Linked DNA regions of Homo sapiens: region 2 is linked to region 1. Evidence: chromatin contacts called from ENCODE POLR2A ChIA-PET data. All regions are on one chromosome and are shown on one strand. The core of a region is the stretch at or near the end of the contact, and the rest is flanking DNA. Distances in the headings are between cores, read along the strand shown.

Evidence for each region. ChIA-PET counts read pairs that join two places held with the same protein, here RNA polymerase II (POLR2A).
Region 2: POLR2A ChIA-PET joins it to region 1 with 12 read pairs in BJ. The contact joins two enhancer-like sites. POLR2A ChIA-PET finds 5 or more read pairs at or near these places in 2 of 52 experiments (BJ and GM12878).

The regions. Positions count from the first base shown.
Region 1 is chr1:10,107,754-10,111,738 of GRCh38, reverse strand. The region is part of intron 7 of UBE4B (ubiquitination factor E4B); the gene reads right to left. Among named protein-coding and RNA genes, the nearest start is that of UBE4B, 77 kb to the right of the region's middle. RefSeq lists an enhancer at 2,515-3,015. Within about 2 kb of position 2,563, at least 17 of the 41 ENCODE cell types and tissues checked have a DNase peak (open chromatin) inside an H3K27ac peak, as active enhancers do.
Region 2 is chr1:10,323,372-10,327,569 of GRCh38, reverse strand. It overlaps KIF1B (kinesin family member 1B), which reads right to left. Exons shown (of 49, transcript NM_001365951.3): 25 at 3,508-3,686; 26 at 2,675-2,812; 27 at 1,211-1,459. Among named protein-coding and RNA genes, the nearest start is that of PGD, 74 kb to the left of the region's middle. RefSeq lists an enhancer at 883-2,082. Within about 2 kb of position 2,754, at least 2 of the 41 ENCODE cell types and tissues checked have a DNase peak (open chromatin) inside an H3K27ac peak, as active enhancers do.

The DNA.
Region 1 (3,985 bases), core at 1,314-3,813:
GTGATCCGCCCACCTCGGCCTCTCAAAGTGCTGGGATTACAGGTGTGAGCCACCGCGCCTGGCCTTGCATTTTCTAATAGCAAGGCAAAGTCAGAGTTGTGCAGGTTTAGGCACTATAAATTCATTAAACAAATGTTGCTAATGGATGTTCTGTGTTCTAGGCACTGCTGTAGGTCCTGGAATAGTGCACGGAACCAGGCGGATGAAGAACGACGGTGTGCGTGCATGGGTGCGTGTGTGTTCTATATAATGTTTGAGACAATGAGGTCAGTGGCCACCCTCTGATAGACCTGAGGAGAGTGAGGGAGCCGGCCATACAGCTGTCTAGTGGGGAGAGTGGTCCGAAGGGGAGAAACAAGTACAAAGGCCTAAGGCAGGAGGGAGTATTACGTGCAAAGAACAGGAGTCCAGTACATGAGTTAGGGGAAGTAGACAAGTAGAGGGAGATTAAGTTAGAATGGGGCACGTATGTGCATGTATGCTTGGTGTGGGGGTGTGTGTGTAGCGCGTGGTGTGTGTGTGTGTAGTATGTGGAGTGTACGTGAGATGCAGGGCCTTGTAGACCATGGTCAGAGGCTTTGGATTTTACTCTGTGTGAGAAGGGAAATCACTGGGGGATCTTAGGGATAGATATGGTGGAAAGACTGTGTGTGTGTGTGTGTGTGTGTGTGTGTGTGTGTGTGTGTGTGTGTGTCAGAGACAGAGAAAGACAGAGAGAGACAGAGAGAGACAGAGAGAAGAGAGGGACAGGGTTTCACTCTATCACCCAGGCTGGAGTGCAGTGGCATGATCACGACTCACTGCAGCCTCTAACTCGTGGGCTCAGACAAGCCTCCCACCTCGGCCTCCAAAGTGATAGGATTACCTGTGCTTGCCACTGTGCCCAGCCAGAATGATTTCTTTTCCACTGTTTCTATGTTTCAACCCCAAGCAGTGACAATCAGCAAAAACAGGAGAGTCAATGTCAACGTTTTTCACTATTCACTAATTTTCCCTTTCTCTACTCATATAAGGCTTGTGACATTCAAGATTTGACCTCCTTCACTGAAATATTTACAGTTAAAAAACAAACACAAAACCACCAAATTTCTTTCTAGTCATCAACTTCCTAGGAAACAATTAGAAACATTTTCCTCCGGATAACTTCTGCGGTACCTTTACCATGGGGTAATTTTTTTTTTCAGATCAACTTCCAGCTTTTATTTATTGATTTATTGATTTTTATTAACTTTTATTTTAGGTTTGGGGGTACATATGAAGGTCTGTTACAGGAGGTTTGCTGTACAGATTATTTCATCACCCATGCATTAAGCCCACCACCCAACAGTTATCTTTTCACACACGGTAATTCTCACTTCACTCATTTATGCCACTCGCGCAAAAAGCAGTTCTTTATATCTCAAACAGTTCTTTTCTCAGAAGTCTGCAAAACATTACAGAAGGAATGTTTTACCTTTTTAAAATTAATCCTTATCATCACCCCTATAAATACTTAACATATAAATGTATGTCCCAACTACTTCCAAAAAGATTTATAAGACATCGAATCCACTGGGCCAGCAGATGGAGAGAGCGATCCAACCCCTGATGATTCTTTCTTCTATGACATTAGTCTTACCAGGCAAGAAGTGAGTGTTAAAATTGCTTACTTCAGAGTAAAAAAATTCTGGGAAGATCAATGAGAAAGGGGGAAGGATAAAGTACTATTTCTTTGCTGACTGCTCAAAGTAACAAGGTTTTGGCTGGACGCAGTGGCTCACGCCTGTAATCCCAGCAATTTGGGAGGCCGAGGTGGGCGGACCACCTGAGGTCAGAAGTTTGAGACTCTGGGAGGCCGAGGTGGGCAGATCACCTGAGGTGTGGAGTTTGAGACCACTCTGGCCAACATGGTGAAATCCTGTCTCTGCTAAAAATACAAAAATTAGCCAGGTGTGGTGGCATGCACCTGTAATCCCAGCTACTTGGGAGGCTGAGGCACGAGAATTGCTTAAACCCAGGAGGTGGAGGTTGCAGTGAGCCGAGATCGCTCCACTGCACTCCAGCTTGGGTGACAAAGCAAGACTCCGTCTCAAAAAAAAAAAAGTAACAAGGTTTTTTGCTAGCTCATCTTGGCTCTGACCCTACTTAGAAGAACCCTAAGTTCTTCTACTTGTTTACATAGTTATGTCATGTATTTTTACCCATGCTTTGGCATTCTTTTTTATATCAACTAAGAACCTATAAGCTGCCAAAATCTGGATGATCACAGTTCACTGTAACGGCCAACAAGGGACATATCAACTGACTGGGATGGCATTTTGTAATTAAGGAGTGAAATGCTGGCACTTCCCTGCCAAAGGAACCGAGTAGATGCACAGACTCTCGGCAGCAAAAACAGTAGTAAGGAACAAGAACAAACAAGACCTATTTGGGCAGAAATGGAAAAGTGGGTGGCAGCACGGTGCGGTGGTGAACATGAGTCTGGATTCAGGATGCTCAAGTCTGAATGCATTTCTATGATTTTGACCCTCTTGTCTGTCCCCCCGGCCCCCCCGTTCCCCCTGCCACTTCCTCACAGCAGGCTACAGCGAGGAGTAAAGGGGCTGATACATGGACAGAGCTGACACCACATCTGGCGCACAATGCTCCATGAGTATTTGCAGCTATTTTTATACACTTGGTACATTTTATTCCTCCTAGTAGGGAGAGAATTTAGATCTGAGGCAAGGCTGGGGTGTTAGAAGTCCAGAAAGAGAGGTATTAGTAAAAGCAGCACACAATCTGATACGGTTGTTAGAGAAAGTCACAACTAAATAGGCCAGGGAGAGAGAATTTCTCCCACAGAAAATTTACAGTAAAACAGGTAACACAGCACTTTTACCATGTGGAAACTGGTTCCTAGGAAGGATGCCTGCTTTATTACTATAATCATGCAATAGGATTTTATCTACGTGAAAAAGACACTTTCACCTTTGGGAAATTTACTTGAGAAATGGTGATAAAATGTTCAGCGTAATACAAATATCAACCTTCCTGAATCAATATTCAACCTTGCATCAACATTCCTCTGTCTCTTTACGTATTCTCTAATGATTCTTCTGAACACCATCGAATTGAATGAAGTGTACCTAACTCCTACTGCAGTCTCTATTTATAGCCTGGAGTTATTTTTGAACAGTGCTGGGCACAAACACCAACTCAGTCCACAGGAAACTTCAATTTAAGAGCAAAATTGTAAGACAATGAGTCAGAGGATTAGAAAGAAGGTGCTATTATATTCTCTTGCTCAAAGTCACCTACACAACCCAAGTAGTGCTTTTCACTCGGTTTCCAGGGGTAAACATTCAGCAACATCCGGAACTATGTTTCAGCCTCTGCGGTCATTTCAAAGGCTCTTTAAACAAATGGGGTCTGGCTTCACTGAGGTCCAGGAGGTGCTAAGAGAAATTTAAGGCTAGACATGAAAGCAAAGTCACAGTTATGCAGATGGTATGACCTCATATGTTCTTCGATGGATTGCCCAGACTGAGCTCAATGGGGGTGAACAGGGGGGCGGTGGAGGCTGGGAGGGGGTGGGAAGGGAGCACGCACGCACACACACACACACACACACCTCCCCCAAATCCCAGCCCCTCTCCCGTTACTAAATAGCAGCAATTCATGCAACTGTACTTAAGAAAACATGCCTCAGAGAGTACAAGTTGTCACATCTGGTAGTTCACAATAACATTCTCGCAATAGATAAATGAAGGGTCCCTCATTTTAGATCTAAAGGTGGATAAACTTGATGACTGATCTTTAATCTGTTTTCATGCTTTTGAAAAATGATTATACATAAAGTTTTCCTCCAAACTTGCCAGGCGACAACTCTGAAAATTCTGGGGCCAGACACAGTGACTCACTCCTGTAATCCCAACATTTTGGGAGGCCAAGACGGGCAGATCACTTGAGGTCAGGAGTTCGAGACCAGCCTGGCCAACCTGGCAAAACCCTGTCTCTACTAAAA
Region 2 (4,198 bases), core at 1,505-4,004, 220 kb before region 1:
GACCTAGTCTTAACACAAAGCAGTTTCATATAGCACCAAACAAATATTCATTTTTTTTTTTTTTTTTTGAGACGGAGTTTCGCTCTTGTCACCCAGGCTGGAGTGCAGTTGTGCAATCTTGTCTCACTGCAACCTCTGCCTTCCGGGTTCAAGTGATTCTCCTGCCTCAGCCTCCCAAGTAGCTGGGATTACAGGCACCCGCCACCATGCCCGGCTAATTTTTTGTATTTTTAGTAGAGACGGGGTTTCACCGTGTTGGGCAGGCTGGTCTCAAACTCCTGACCTCAGGTGACCCGGCCGCCTTGGCCTCCCAAACTGCTGGATTACAGACGTGAGCCACCACACCCAGCCTAATTTTTGTATTTTTAGTAGAGACGGGTTTCATGGGTCACGTTGGTCTCAAACTCCTGACCTCAGGTTATCCACCCACCTCAGCCTCCCAAAGTGCTGGGATTACAGGTGTGAGCCAAAGTGCTAGGATTACAGGGGTGAGCCACCGTGCCTGGCCAATATTCACTGCTGATGGGGTCAATAGATGATTTTCTGAGCTTTATCATTATAAACCCTATAGGTTAAAATTTTAGCAGATGCCAAAGATCCGTAGATAGGCTCAGTGAAACTGGCCAAAGACAGGCATCCGTTTTAGGTAAAGGAGAAGCTTAACTTTCCTGATTCTTTTTAGGATTCAGTAGACTAAGCAAAAAATAAATTTAACTCTACTCCTGAATCTACTTTTGTCCTCTGACTCCTGCAGTACCACAAATTCTTCAGCCAAACCTTGGCCTCACTCTGCCCCCTCTCTCATGTTACCTCCATATGCTTTTTCAATCACAATCCTTTAAAAAGGAAACATCTAGACCATAATACTATTCACTGAACCCACTACGTTTGACTCTTAGCTTTACTTTCTCCTTTGGGGTTCCCTTCTTCAGAACAAAATTACTGGGCAATTTAAGACAAGGTGTCTTCCATGCAGTCTTCATATATTGCTACGTATTGTGCTGAGTAGACTGAGGACCTCACACACAATGCCTGAGAACCATCTCAGCCAGACCAGCACTGACTAAGAGCTTGAAGTATTGGAGAACTTGAAAAAGAGCATTCATGAGTTGAATTGGCTAATGCAAGGTTATCCAAAATTGTGCAAGCAGGGAGGCCTTCAGAGCAAGAGCTGGTCCCTTTTCGCCTTTCTCACAATAACCTCACCAACCTTCCCACTAAAATGAACCAAGGGGATCGGTCGTAAAACGGGTCATGCCCGTCACTGAAGAGATCTGATCCCTCCTCCGTCCCTGCGTCAGAGCCGGCGTCATCCACGAATGCCTCATCATCAAAATCCTCCATCTCATCTTGCTGCTCGTCAGCCAGCTCAGTGATGTCGGAATCGGCCGTGGAAAAAGTGGGGGAGGGTGTGCGGTCGGCAAGGCGCTCGTTCACACAGCCGTGGAAAATGGGGGAGCTAGACACCAGGTAAGACGCCAATTAACACAGCCAGGGAGAGAGGAATAGTTGGTTAAACAGGAAGCAATAGGTGCTAACAGGACAGAATCCACTGGGGAATCAACACAATAAAAGCAAATGGAAAAGCAAAAGGATAAAATAAGCATAAATCATTTGGGTCAGGTGAAAGGGAACAAGGGCAAGTTGAAAAAGTTATGTAAGGACTAATCCTTAGAATAAGAAAAGCAAAGGAAACACGTGAGTAGACCATCCTAGGTAAATACTGTGCTATAACACGTTTACATTCTCCAGTTCACATAAAAGATCAGCATCCAGGCCTCAAAGGACCCACTCAACATCAAAGTGAAACAAGAAGGCTTTCAGTCTTTACTGAAATTCTCACGTCATTTTGGAGCAGAAACCAAAATGGATGAAATGGCATATGGCAAAGCAGCATGTGCTTTGCTAGGGTAAGATGTGTTTGGCCAATTCATCTCTTTGAAAAACTACTTTGCTATCAGAGCAGAGTGGAAAAGATTTACTTCATTTCCACAACATACTATGACTTCAGCAACTCCTTTTTACCCAGCCTCTTTAAAAAACATCACAGGGTTTTCTGCAATTGAAAAAGCAATTCAAATTCTGAAATCATAAGCTCAAAGTTAAATTTCCCTGCTTTGAAAATTTGAAAACCTCTAAGAACACTTGACTCAATATGGACTCATAGAGGCACTATGTGTTTTCATTAAGTGCTGGAAATAATGTATAAAAAAAAAATGAGGCTGAAGGGGACTACCAAGGTGCAATTAATTTACCCTTGCAATGACTAAAGTGGGATGAATTGCTTTTTAAAAAAAAGAAAAACAAATCAGATCACGAAGAGATTGTGTCTGATAAGCTGTACTATGAATTTAAACTGTGTAGGATACAGGCGTAAGTTTTCTTTTCCTTCTAAATTTATCTTAATCAATTACAGAACACTTTGTAAGTTTAAAGTCAGGGAAGATTTAAATACTTTGGCTGAAAGTTTGAGAGTCGAAACAAAAATGCCTGCTGAATATAACTGAAGGGAAATATACCAAATGACGCAGTGGTTGTGAGTGGATAAGATTATAGATAAGGCCTTTTTACACCTTTTTTTTTCCTCTTAACTTTTTATATTATCTGCTCAGGTTTTAAACACTTAAAACTAATCATTATTTTAAAAGAAGACATCAACAAAATCATCACATACCTCCCCACAAGTTTGAACCAGTGGAACCGATCATAGAAGGGATCGCTGCCAGTCACAGTGGTTTCGCTTTCGTCTTGGGCACTGGAGGCCATCTCCCCTGCCCTATCATACATCTCTCGCATCAAATCCAGCCTCTGCCTATTTAGTAAACACAAAGCACATTGGGTTAATATAATGAGATTGCATTAAACTTTCACTTTGGAAGCATCTTCCGTTCAAGATTTTCTTCAAAAAAAAAAAAAGGAGTTGCTCCCACTGTTTAATGTTACTAAAAAGAATGAAGCCCAAAAATACAGAAACCAACACTCAGTATCTAAAGTGTCTTGATTCTAGAGATAAGCCATCAAAAGTCAAGAATGGCCACCTATCCTCTACCGGGTGAAAAGTCATAAGGGGGAATATTGTAGGTCAACTGTATGTGACATCTCAAATACACTGAGACGGGGGAAATACCTCATTATACTACATGTAAAAGAAGCCAGATTATAACTTCCATGTTTATTATTGATTATCCTGAGGTCCAGGATAGAAAAAATAAATAAGTTCCAAATCTGTAACAGAAATATGATGAAACTGGAATATTTAAAATTTATAAGAGGGTCTATGGAGGGTAAACTTAAATATCTACAAATGTCAGAGTGTGTGAGGAGTGCATTTATTCACTTAAAAGAAAACAGATGGATGGTAATACCATTGGCCAACAACAGCATTTAGAAAGTACAGGGAAGTAAGCAACAGTGTCCTCAGAGAGAGGAGAGCTGGAGGGAGCTCACTTGAGCAGGTCATTGTTATTTCCTAAATAAAACAACCAGCCTTTATGAATGTTTTCATACTTGAGTTTCTCCAAAGACCAATAGTGTGTTGCTCCATTCTTCAAATCCTGGACTTCTACTGCTACCACTGTGCGAGGGAAAGGCCTGTCCTCATGAGTTTTTTCCATCTCAGTGGGAAGTAATTCAGGAGGCAAAGGGGAGTACAGTGTGTCAGTCAGCAGAACAAACTGAAACTGCACCTGAATAGAAAGAATAAACCATTGACAAATGGTTTTCAGCAAGCAAGCTTCAGAGATGAGACGATACAATCATACCCAATGGGAAAGAGGTCGAATGTGCTCAACAAATATCTTGTGACTAACTTTCTACTGAAAAATATGGCCACCTGTTAGCAGTCATAGGGAATAACCCTAACTTCAAATTAAGCTATTTAAGGACTTTGTTTTCCTAGCCTGGCAGTGTTTTTGCACATACGAAAATCTTCTTGAGGGGAGGCACGGTGGGGACAAGGTTACACTCTGTCACCCAGGCTGGGTGCAGTGATGCAATCACAGAGCACTGTAGCCTCCACCTCCTAGGCTCAGGTGATCCTACCATCTCAGCCTCCTGAGTACCTGGGACTACAGGCATGCATCACCAGCCTAGCTGATTTTTAAAAATTTTTTGTAGAGATGGGGTTTAACCACATTGCCCAGGCTGGTCTTGAACTCCTGAGCTCAAATGATCCACCCACCTCGGCGGCTCAGATCAC